2 separate regions of the Homo sapiens genome follow, and region 2 is linked to region 1. A link is an interaction called in ENCODE POLR2A ChIA-PET data of the cell type or tissue named here. Cell type or tissue: A673. All regions are shown on one strand. Each heading gives the region's core, and the rest is flanking DNA. Links, peaks and the distances in the headings are about the cores only.

Evidence for each region. Peaks named below come from ENCODE experiments on the same cell type or tissue, not always from the same donor. Only the 100,000 strongest peaks of a DNase experiment are listed, where the experiment ranks them.
Region 2: POLR2A ChIA-PET joins it to region 1 with 14 read pairs; 5 of 35 experiments call an interaction of 5 or more read pairs at or near these places.

Annotation. Positions count from the first base shown.
Region 1 is chr2:96,680,238-96,686,530 of GRCh38, forward strand. FER1L5 (fer-1 like family member 5) reads left to right here. Exons shown (of 53, transcript NM_001293083.2): 20 at 4,090-4,214; 21 at 5,092-5,192; 22 at 5,703-5,880; 23 at 5,958-6,113. Among named protein-coding and RNA genes, the nearest start is that of FER1L5, 41 kb to the left of the region's middle. RefSeq lists an enhancer at 5,681-6,293. In A673, for the core only: no CTCF peak of the experiment used is centred there; no DNase peak of the experiment used is centred there.
Region 2 is chr2:96,743,671-96,749,963 of GRCh38, forward strand. No RefSeq gene overlaps it. Among named protein-coding and RNA genes, the nearest start is that of LMAN2L, 6.8 kb to the left of the region's middle. In A673, for the core only: no CTCF peak of the experiment used is centred there; DNase peaks (open chromatin) are centred at 3,581 and 4,171; H3K4me3 peaks cover 729 bases; H3K27ac peaks cover 441 bases.

The DNA of each region.
Region 1 (6,293 bases), core at 602-5,601:
AAAATTGCTGTTGTGTATCCTCACACTGAGAGCCCCAGGCATGCATCTCTGCTTATTTATCATTCCAGTCTTTCACTCAAAGGCCAGGGTCTGAAACTAGTGTCTTCCAAAAATCCCGGAAAACTATATTTTCCCTTTGAAAATTACCTCTTCCCCACTGTATCTCCTTCCGGAACTCACTCTGTCCTCTGTGGACCTTCTCATTCTGTCCTTCATATTTTTAAATCTCTTCCATATTTTTCATCTTGTCCTCTCTCTGGGCTGCATTCTAGATGATTTCTTCTAGATCTTCATAGAAAGTCCTTAGGTGACCATTCTATTTAAATTACTCGGCATCTCCCTTTTTCCCTTCCCCACTTATCTCCTTAGCATTTTCCATCTTTGACACACTGTATTTTACATACTGATTTTGGGTGTTTTGCCCCACTGTTTTTTAATTTCTTAAGTAAACTTTCAAGTAGAACATACCTATGGAAAAGTACACAAACCAAAGTGTCAAGCTCAGTGAATTATCACAAAGCAAACATGCCCTTGTAATAGCACTCAGATCACGGATCTGGAGCACTCCAGAGGCCCCTGTGCCCACCCCACCCCACCAAGGCCCTCTAGATCATTTGGATCAAAAGGAACAAGTATCAAGCACACATAAATGCAGCCCAAAACACTTTGCTTAACTACAGCCACTCCTCACCTCCATGGCATGACCATAGTTCACTGCAGCCTTGAACTCCTGGCCTCAGCCTCCCAAAGCATTGGGATTGCAGGCGTGAGCCGCCGTTGCCCTGCCTCTTTAAAAAATAATTATTATTATTATATTAAAAATCATATGGTGTATTCTTTTGATATCATGGTTTGTATATATATGTAGCCTGTGTAGCCTGAAGAGTGTCCAACAAAAAATTTAATTTAAAGTGGTCTCAGGTAGTTTGTTACCAGCCTGGGTAACACAGAGAGACCCTGTCTCTAATTAGCCAACCATGGTGGCTCATACCTGTAGTCCTAGCTACTCAGGAGGCTGGGGTGGGCTTGAGCCCAGGGGTTTGAGGCTACAATGAGCCGTGATCATGCCACTGCATTGCAGCCTGGGTGACAGAGTGAGACCGTGTCTCAACCAATCAATAAAACAAAGTGGTCATAAATAAATAAATAAAAATAAAGTGGTCCCTGCTTGGCAGTGTCCCAGGTAACTGGAAGAAGCAAGCCAATCCTCTCTGGAGAATGAAACTTTAGCCAGACCTCAGAGAATGCCTACGAAGTTCCAAGAAAGTGAGCAGCTGAGAACCAGTGTTCTCTTTAAAAAATAATAATTATTATTTTTTAAAGATAATTTGTACATTTGATATATGGTTTTGATATGATATAAAAAATCATATCGTGGTTTCTTTTGCTCACTGTTCTATTTGTGCAGTGTGTTCATAGATCCAGATGACATAGGGTATAGTCATAGCTCATTCACTGACTGCTGTGTATTATTCTATTGTGTGAACATACCATAATTTATCCTTTCTACTACTGAGAGATTTTTGAGAGATTATTTTATTTATTTATTTATTTATTTATTTATTTATTTGAGAAGGAGTCTCACTTTGTTGCCCAGGCTGGAGTGCAGTGGCGTTATCTCGGCTCACTGCACCACCTCTCGGGTTCAAGCAATTCTCCTGCCTCAGCCTCCAAAGTAGCTGGGATTACAGGTGCACACCACCACTCCTGGCTAATTTTCATATTTGTAATAGAGACGGGGTTTCACCATGTTGCTCAGCCTGGTCTTGAACTCCTAACCTCAGGTAATCTGCCCACCTCGGCCTCCCAAAATGCTGGGATTACAGGTGTGAGCCACCATGCCTGGCCCTTTTTTGTTGCTGTTTTCGAGGTGGAGTCTGGCTCTGTTGCCCAGGCTGGAGTGCAGTGGTGCAATCTCGGCTCACTGCAACCTGTGCCTCTTGGGTTCAAGTGATTCTCCTGCCTCAGCCTCCCAGGTAGCTGGGATTACAGCTGCCCACCATCACACTCGGCTAATTCTTTTTTTATATTTTTAGTAGAGACAGAGTTTCGCCATGTTGGCCAGGCTGGTCTCAAACTCCAGACCTCAGGTGATCCTCCCGCCTTGGCCTCCCAAAGTGCTGGGATTACAGGCGTGAGCCACCGCACCCGGCCAAGAGATTTTTTGAGAGATATTTTGGCTGTTTCCAACTTTTGGCTATTATGATGAGAGCTGCTATGAACATTTTCTCCATGTGTCTCACTGATGCTGTATATGCCCTTCTGTTGGGCATATACAGGAGCGGAGTTGATGGGTTAGGACTATGTACACTGGTTCTCAGCTGCTCACTTTCTTGGAACTTTGTGGGCATTCTCTGAGGTCTGGCTAAAGTTTCATTCTCCAGAGAGGATTGGCTTGCTTCTTCCAGTTACCTGGGACACTGCCAAGCAGGGACCACTTTATTTTTATTTATTTATTTATGACCACTTTGTTTTATTGATTGGTTGAGACACGGTCTCACTCTGTCACCCAGGCTGCAATGCAGTGGCATGATCATGGCTCATTGTAGCCTCAAACTCCTGGGCTCAAGCCCACCCCAGCCTCCTGAGTAGCTAGGACTACAGGTATGAGCCACCATGGTTGGCTAATTAGAGACAGGGTCTCTCTGTGTTACCCAGGCTGGTAACAAACTACTTGAGACCACTTTAAATTAAATTTTTTGTTGGACACTCTTCAGGCTACACAGATAACATAAGCACCGAATGCCAACATCCGTGAGGCCCCACTTGCTACAACTTTTGGGGAAGATTTTCTTCCCCTTCACCCAGAGAGCCACACTGGAGACAGGCAAGCTTCCCCACTGTCCCCTCCTGTGTGATGGGTCAGTTCTCATTCCCCGGCCCCAACGGCTTAGGGTTTGGAGTTCGTGATCTGCATGGTGTATGACTGCTATAACAAAGTACTACAAGCCAGGTGGTTTTAGACAACAGAAACTCATTCTTTCATAGGTCTGGAGGCCAGAAGTTCAAAGTCAGGGTGTCAGTGTTGACCCCTGCCGAGGGCTCTGAGGGAGAATCTGGCCATTGGTTTCTGGCGGTTGCTGTGGTCCTTGGTGTTCCTGGGCTCACAGCTGCATCCTGCCTCTGCTCTCGCACAGTGTCTCCCTGTGTCTGTCCTCACTCAACTGCCATCTCTCTGTCTCCCTTCTTATAAGGACCCCAGTCCTTAAGGGCCCACCCTGCTCCAGTATGACCTCATCCTAACACATTACATCTGCAAAGCCCCCACCCCCCGCCCAAATAAGGCCAGATGCTAAGGTCCTGGGGTTTGGGACTTGAGTATGCCTTTCCGGGGGGGACACAGCCAGTCTGTAGCACATGGGTCCCTGTTAGACTGCCCACCTGGTCAGCCCTAGGCTTTCTCTTCTGCCCCCCATTCCTCCCATAGTCGCCAAAGAAAAGCACAAGTTCTCCAAGAACTTTCCAGAAATTTGGAGAACAAAAGTCAGCTTTGGCTTTCGCTTGCCTCACAGATTTTCTGCATGTTAAATGTTCGTTTTCTGTGGATTTCTGCCTCTAAGGCCAACTCGGCAGCAGTGCGGTTCAGAATCCTCTACGTTTGGTCTCACTTCCACCTCATTTCAATAAGGAACATGGCAAGGGAACCCAGTCTGTGGCACCCATCGGGGGTGTTTATCTGTACTTGTTCCCCCTGCCCCCGTCCCACCCAGAGGCGTGCCCCGTGCCCCTACACCTGGCATCTCGCTTGAGGTTCAGAACCCAGGGCTCTGGAGCTAGGCGCCTGCGTTATGACCGCCTGGCTATGCCACCTCAGGGAAACTGCTTCCCATTGCTAGCCTGGATTTTCCCACTGGAAACTGGGGACTCTGGAAGGCCATGTGACAATGAAGGGTCAAAGTGCACACATTCTCACATTCTCAGTTGGGCCCCAGCCCAGCCTCCCAGCTGGAGGGCTCCAGTCAGCATTGTTAGCAGGTCACATCTTTGAGGGTGCAGTGGTCCAGAGAGGTCCTCGGAGGGAGCACAGTGAGAAGAGACCTCCCAGAATCCCCCAGACACCCCATCCCTCCATGTGTCTCTGTGTCTCAGGGAACATCTACCATTATGTGCCCTGGTACAACACCAAGCCTGTCGTGGCCGTGACCTCCAACTGGGAGGACGTCAGCTTCCGCATGAACTGCCTCAACCTCCTCCACTTCACTCGGGACCGCCTGGTGAGTGGTGCGGGAGCCGATGCTGGGAAGACACCTGTTTCAGAGTGTGGCTGGGAGACTTGGGAAACTGCATCACAGTGGCAGGAAACTGGTCACACAGCTCATTCATGCATTCATTCCACACTGTTGAGAAGAATGTGCCAGAAGCAGGGTAGGCACTGAAGACACAAAGATCATTAAACACAGTCCCTGTCCTCACTGTCTAGGGAAGTTAGACATGCAGGCAGTGACTGTGCAGTGCAACTAGGGCTATGATGGAGATGCAGGTACCAGGTGCTATAGGGTCAGAGAGAGAAGATGGGGAGAGGAGAGGAAGAGTGGATAGTCAGAGGAGGTGTGCACAAAGGAGATGACACATCAGCAGGGTTTTGAAGAATGCATAGGATTTTGTTGGGGGCTGGGTGGGGGTAGAAGGGAATAACCTGCAAAGCCGCGGCAATGTGCTGGTTTCTGAAGTTCGGCAGGATCTGGGGGAGGCATGGAGGTGACATGAAGATAAGACCATAGAAGCTGGAAGGAGTGAGATCAGAAACTGTCTCAAGTGCCTGTTGGGAGTGTAGTTCTCGGGAGCCACCTGGGGCTGGCACCTCTGGCATGACTTTCTCATGCCTATGTGGAGGTCAGGGCTCTGCACTGCTTTCCCAGTCTTACCCCATCCCGGCTTCTTGCCACCTGTTTCTTCTGTTGGGAAGCAGGAAGGATGTGGGGGGTTCCTAGCCTCGGAGTTGTGGACAACCTTGAACTGATATCACCAGGTTATCCCTCAAAGTTCCCAAGGTCGTGGCTGAAAACATCTTGGGCCAATCAGCCCTGTGGCCTGTCCAGCTGGGCTCCATGCTGAGGCGGGCTCTCTCACCATTTCTCTCCTGCTGGGCAGAAAGCCAACCTGGACACCCTGAAATCCACGCGGAATCCGAAGGATCCAGCTCTCCTCTACCAGTGGGAGAAACTGCTGAGGGAGCTGGCAGAGGACTGCAAGTAGGAGTAGGGGCACTCCGGGATACAGCTGGCCTGGAGCTGAGCCAGATCTGGGCCTGGGGACTCAGCGCAGTGCCCTGAACACCTCCCCCCGCCCTCCTCGGGGAGGAGCACTGCTCAGACCTCTCCCCAGCGGGAAACCCCAAGAGTCGCTTCTCCCTTCCCATTCAGGCCCCCTGACCGCCCCATCAGAATGGTCCCTGCTACCCCACACCCACACCCGAGGCTCCTCTTAAGCCAGCCTGTCCTCTTCCTCCAGACAAGCCCACATAGCCCCACCTCCCTGCAGGCCCTGGGAGGAAGGGAGAGGACTGGATGAGAACCCAGGGCTGGACACACAGCGAGCAGGCTTCCTATGGAGCAGTGGGAAGGGCTCCTGGGCCAGGCTAGCAGCAGATGGGGGCAGGATCTTGAGGCCAGGAGGGGCACGCTGGCCTAAGGCAGGGCAGGAATGGTGACACTGGGAGGCAGTAGAGAGGTCCAGCCCCTGCTACCCTGTCCTGGCCACAGGCGCCCTCTGCCCTGCATGACCTATCAGCCCAAAGCCACCAGCCTGGACAGGAAGAGGTGGCAGCTCCGCAGCCTCCTCCTGCAGGAACTGGCCCAAAAGGCCAAGCAAGCCAAGCCCAAGGACATGGTGGCCACAGCGGAGGACTGGCTGTACCGCCTCAACACCGTGCTCCCTGAGGTGGGTGCTGCACACACTGGCCTGCAGCAGGGCTGGGAGCCAGCCGCGCAGGGCCTGACATTCTCCCACCTCGGCAGCCCCAGATGGGCCTCCCTGACGTGATGATTTGGCTGGTGGCCAAGGAGCAGCGAGTGGCCTATGCACAGGTGCCTGCCCACTCCGTCCTCTTCTCCCCGGCAGGGGCTCTGCACTCCGGCAGGCTCTGTGGGAAGATACAGACACTCTTCCTACAGGTGGGAATCAGGGACTCCTCAGGGGAGGACAGGGCTGAGAAATGCCCCCAGGGGAGCCCCCTGAACTCGCAGGGCAGCCCCTATGGGGCCTGTTTTCCTGGTCCCTTAACCACATGGAATGGGGTTGAAACAGTCCCCAGAGGAAGAGAGGGGTCTGTGGCTGTCAGCATGTTGGGTGAT
Region 2 (6,293 bases), core at 859-5,858, 64 kb after region 1:
TAAGTCAGGACCATGTGTGTTCAGTTCAAAGGCATTAAATTCATTCGCAGTGTCATGCACCCTGTCAGCTGAATTTCTGATAGATTGACACAAGCAGAAATCTCATTGTAAAATTCTGTGTGATGAGGAAAAGGGGAATAAAGGAGAAGGGTGTGAAAGGTGAGATGCACTGGACTATAAATCAAATCATTTTGTTCAGACTGTTGCAATAGGAAGAATGCTTATTAATGAGGAATGTATCAAAGAAAAGGAAGAGCCAGGCCCGGTGGCTCATACCTGTAATCCCAGTACTTTGGGAGGCTGAGGCGGGTGGATCATGAGGTCAGGAGTTCGAGACCAGCCTGGCCAATATAGTGAAACCCCATCTCAACTAGAAATACAAAAATTAGCCAAGCGTGGTAGTGCACACCTGTAGTCCCAGCCACTCGGGAGGTTGAGGCAGGAGAATCGCTTGAACCCAGGAGGAAGAGGTTGCAGTGAGCCAAGATCATGCCACTGCACTCGAGCCTGAGCAACAGAGTGAGACTCCATCTCAAAAGAAAAAAAAAAGGAAAGGAAGGACAGGCGGGGCTCGGTGGCTCACACCTGCAATCCCAGCACTTTGGGAGGCCGAGGTGGGGGTGGAGGGCGGAATCATTTGAGGTCAGGAGTTCGAGACCAGCCTGGCCAACATGGTGAAACCCTGTCTCTACTAAAAATACAAAAATTAGCCAGGCATGGTGCCTGTAATCCCAGCTACTTGGAAGGCTGAGGCAGGAGAATTGCTTGAACCCAGGAGGCGGAGGTTGCAGTGAGCCGAGATCACGCCATTGCACTCCAGCCTGAGCAACAAGAGTGAAACTCCATCTCAAAGCAAAACAAAAGGAAGGAGACCTGGGGTAATCCAGGTAAACAAGGGATCTTTCGTGAGAGGAAGGATGGAGAGGGTCTTATCTGAGTCACTGAGGAAGGGTGGAAGTGGGTCTTATCTTGGGATATTCCAGAGCAGGGTAGTCCGTTAAGACAGCCATCTCTCAGCTGGGCGCAGTGGCTCATGCCTGTAATCCCAGCGCTTTGGGATGCTGAGGCGGACAGATCATATGTCAGGAGTTTAAGACCAGCCTGGCCAACAAACATGGTGAAACCCTGTCTCTACTAAAAATACATAAAAAATTTGCCGGGCATCATGGCACGTGTGTGTAATCCCAGCTACTTGGGAGGCTGAGATATGAGAATCTCTTGAGCCTGGGAGGCAGAGGTTGCAGTGAGCCAAGATCGCGCCACTATACTCCAGCCTGGACAACGGAGTCTACAAAGTGAGATGGAAGGAAGACAAAAGGATGGGGAATTTCTTTACTGTAGGTGCTTTTCAGAAGCACAAGCTTCAGCTAAGTTCAACACAGTCAAGGTGTTGAGGGGTGGTAGTGGGAAAGAGAACAAGTAGCCATGGCCCCTTCAACGCCACCTTTTACTCACACGCAGAGGCACCTCCGAAAGCTGGCTCAGGTCTTGCGCTACCATCCTTTCAGCTGCCTAGTGGTCCCCTTTTTCTCTGTGGAATCATCTATCTCCCACGATCTAGGGCTGCACAACTTCAGGGCCGGGGTATTCATATGCAATGTGAGTTGTGCATTCCAGCAGTTCTGCATGATTCCTCTACCTTCCTGTCTTCCAAACCAAAGAGCAGGGCTGGGCGCAGTGGCTCATGCCTGTAATTCTAGCACTTTGGGAGGATCGCTTGAGCCCAGGAGTTCAAGATCAGCCTGGGCAAGATGTTGAGACCCTGTCCCTTTTAAAAAATTAAAAACAACAACAACCAAAGAAGTACCTCCACTCAGGAGCACCTTGAAGCCTGATGCCCCTTCACCCCATGACAGAGGCTCCAGGGCAGCCTCTTGGCCTATTCTTTCCACTGCTTCTCACCCTTCTTTTACAAACCTTGCCATTCAATTCTGATCCACCCCCTCCCAGGACAGAAGCAGCCCTCCCTAGGCCAAGTACAACCATCCATCCATCCTCAGGTATCCAGTGTGTCAGGTCCATCTTCAGCCCAATAGTCACAGCTGACCGGGTCCTACCAACTGTACCTCCAGTTCCCCAGGTAGCCACTGAAGCATACAAGAGGATAGCAGCTCCAACACTAACTAGCTAGCTACTTCCCAGCGGTGACTTCTCAACATTGGACTCCTGAAAGCCACAGTCAAATATCCTGGGGTAGGTACCTTTGCCTGAGCCCTACTGCCAGACACGTGACTCAACAAGTGTAGGGATTTAGCTTTGAAGAAAAAAAAATAAAACCTGGAGAATTTAATTTTTTTTTTTGAGAGAGAGTCTCACTCTATCACCCAGTGGAGGGCAGTGGTGTGATCACAGCTCACTGCAACCTCTGCCTCCCAGGCTCAAGCCATCCTCCCACCTCAGCCTCCTGAGTAGCTGGGACCACAGGCACATGCCACCACACCCAGCTAAATTTTATATTTTTTGTAGAGACGGGGTTTCACCATGTTGGCCAGGCTGGTCTCGAACTCCTGGGTTCAAGCAATCCGCCCACTTCAGCGTCCCAAAGTACTGGGATTACAGGCGTGAGCCACCATGCCTGGCCTTTTTTTTTTTCTTTTAAGAGATGGGGTCTTGTTCTGTCACCCAGGCTAGAGTGCAGTGGTGTGAACTGCAGCCTCAAACTCCTGGGCTCAAGGGATTCTCCTGGCTCAAACTCCTGGGCTCAAGGGATCCTCCTGCCTTAGCCTTCTGAGTAGTTGGAATACAGTCAGGTGTCACCATGCCTGGCTATTATTTTATTTTTTGTAGAGATAATGTCTTGCTATTTGCCCAGGCTGGTCTTGAACTCCCGGGCTCGAGGCATCCTACTACCTTGGCCCTCGAAAGTGTTGGAATTATAGGCATGAGCCATCGTGCCCACCCCACCCTCCACCAGAGAATTTAATACGCAGCCCAGTTTTCAGAACTACAGCCCTTTCACATGCAGTATCTCATTTTGACCTCACAATGACTTGTTGTGGTAATCTTTAAGATTAGGACAGGCTGGGCTCAGTGGCTCACACCTGCAGTACGAGCACTTTGGAGGCCGAGGCAGGAGGATCACTTGAATTCAGGAGTTTGACACCAGCCTGGGCAACATAGTAAGACCCCGTCTCTAAAAAATACAAAAAATACAAAAAATTGTCTGGGTGTGCTAGTGTGCGCCGGTAGGCCCAGCTACTTGGGAGGCTGCGACATTTTACCCCGGGGGTCAAGGCTGTAGTGAGCCATGATCAGGCCACTCCACTCCAGCCTGGGTGACAGAGAAAGACCCTATCTCTTAAAAAAAAAAAATGACAAGAACAGTTCATAGAGGCTCCAACTCCTGAATTTAAAGATAAGAATTAAAGATTTGCTTTAAGATACTCTAGAGGAATATCGTGTGTGTGTGTTTAGAAGGGTAGGATGGATAAACAAAAAAAGCATCAGGATGTTGAGAACTGCTGCAGCTGAGATAGGGGTGCACAACACTCCCTCCAGCTTCATGGATGTGTGAGAGTTGCCGTAAGGAAAAGCTTCTCAAAGTCTCCCGTGGAGATGATGAGGAAATATGCTGGGTATGCATTTGTGGTGTTTTCTAAATTTCCCTGAGGGAAGGAAAACTGTAATTAACTATAATCTAGTAAAGTTCATTGTGACCCATCCAATATAATGTTGTCATAACTAAAGAGAGAGGCGTCTGCAATCTAGAAAAAGAACAGTCAAGGGATGAAAATAAGTCAGAGTTGTATCAGTTCTGTCCAGGAAAGAGAGTGCTTCTAAGCAGCCTGTGTTAGATCTCCATATAACTTTATTCAAATAAAGCCTATTTTCTGAGCGTATTTATAAAGACTTCCAGCCTAACGTTCTAATCCTCTTAGCAGTTTAATTTTTCTGTATAAATTAAGAAATTAGTGTGTATTTGGGTTTATCACTTAGTTATTAGTTTAGCCAGAGTGACTTAGCCCTCCCAGTCTGTTTATTTGCAGGGGAATTGATAAAAACCAGTATCCTGAGGACCAGATCTCAGATCTATGGTGGCTCTCCTTGCAGTGGCAGAGCTCCCACAATTCAGCAATGCCTCTGGGGATCCAGATGCTTGCTTCCCACAGAGTTAGGGCATAAGATTCGCCAAGGATCGTAGAATGGGGTGTGGTGAAGGAGGAGAACTCTGGCATATCTGATTGGAGTTGGAATGAAACTTCTGCCTTTTGAGACCCAGCTGTACTGTATGATCTCAGGAAAATTACGTAATCTCTCTGAGTCTCAGATCTTCTGTCTGTAAAATGAGTGTGATGAAACCCACCACACTGGACTTCTGAAAGCATGAAATGAAAGACTGGGCTAGGCACAGTGGCTCACACCTGTAATCCCAGCACTTTGGGAGGCCAAGACAGGCAGATGACCTGAGGTCAGGAGTTTGAGACCAGCCTGGCCAACACGGTGAAACTCCGTCTCTACTAAAAATACAAAAATTAGCCAGGCATGATGGCACGCATCTGTAATCCCAGTTACTTGTGGGGGCTGAGGCAGGAGAATCGCTTGAACCCAGGAGGTGGAGGTTGCAATGAGCCGAGATCACGCCACTATACTCCAGCCTGGGCGACAGAGCGAGACTCTGTCTCAAATAAATAAATAAAAGAGATGGAGAGTCTCTGGAAGGTTTTGAACAGAGGAGGTTGTAATCTAACCTATATTTTTAAAGGATCACTCTGGCTACTGACTTGAGGAGTGACTGTAGAGTAGAAAGGGTAGGAGCAAAGAGAATAAGCAGGCAGCTGTGCGGTTACCCAGTGGGAAAGGGAAGGGCTGGGGGCTGGGTGGGGCTACTGGATGGGTCTTAGATATATTTTCAAGGTACAGCCAGCAGGGTTTGCTGATGGGAAACACAGAGGTCTAAGAAAAGGAGAGGAATGGGCCAGGCACAGTGACTCACGCCTGTAAACAACACTTTGGGAGGCCCTGGCGGGCGGATCACCTGAGGTCAGGAGTTCAAGACCAGCCTGGCCAACATGGTGAAACCCCATCTCTACTAAAAATACAAAAATCAGCCAGGTGTGGTGGCACATGCCTGTAATCCCAGCTACTCGGGAGGCTGAGGCAGGAGAATTGCTTGAACCCGGGAGGCGGAGGTTGCAGTGAGCCGAGATCATACTACTCCATCATTCCAGCCTGTGTGGCAGAGCGAGACTCTGTCTCAAAAAAAAAAAAAAAAAAAAAAAAAAAAGAGAGAGAGAGAGAAGGAGAGGAGTGAAGGATGACTCCAAGATTTTGGGCCACAGCAACTGGAAAGATGGAATTGCCATATACTGATAGAAGGGAAATTATGGAAGATATGTCTTTATGGAGAAAAGATCAGTAGTTTCATTTTGGTGATAATAGGTTTATATTTCTATTGGACATCTAAGCAAAAAACAAGTCCTCAGAGCCATACCATCACCCCAGTAAGACCAAATTTTCAGTCTTTAAGAGAAGCTAGAAAGTCTCTCTAAGCCTTCTCTGGCTGAGGAGGCTGTCCAATTACAAAAAAGAGAGAGAGAAGCTGTTGGGTCAGGGAATGGTGGCTTACACCTGTAATCCCAGCACTTTGGGAGGCTGAGGAGGGAAGATGGCTTGAGGCCAGGAGTTCGAGAACAGCCTGGTCAATATAATGACACCCCATCACTACAAAAACATTGAAAAAATTAGCCAGGCATGGTGGTGAGCACCTGTAGTTCCAGCTACTCAGGAGGCTGAGGCCAGACGATCACTTGGGCCCAGGAGTTTGAGATTACAGTGAGCTATAAACGTGCCACTGCACTCCACCCTGGGTGATAGAATGAGACCCTGTCTAAAAAAGAGAGAGCGGGCCAGGCGTGGTGGCTCACGCCTGTAATCCCAGCACTTTGGGAGGCCAGGGCGGGTGGATTACCAGAGGTCAGGAGTTCGAGACCAGCCTGACCAACATGGAGAAACCCCATCTCTACTAAAAATACAAAATTAGCCGGGCATGGTGGCGCATGCCTGTAATCCCAGCTACTTGGGAGGCTGAGACAGGAGAATCTCTTGAACCTGGGAGGCAGAGGTTGCAGTGAGCCAAATTGCACCATTGTACACCAGCCTGGGCAACAAAAGCGAAACTCCATCCAAAAAAAATAAAAGAGAGAGACAGAGAGAAGCTGTTAGGGGTCAGGATGGCGGGAAATTTATCAGTGGATCAGTGCTCAGTAAAGAGAATTTTCCCTCACATCTTGTGATAGTCACTTCCAAGTGGCCCCCATGATTTCCCCTCCTGCTATTCATGCCCTTGTGTAGTT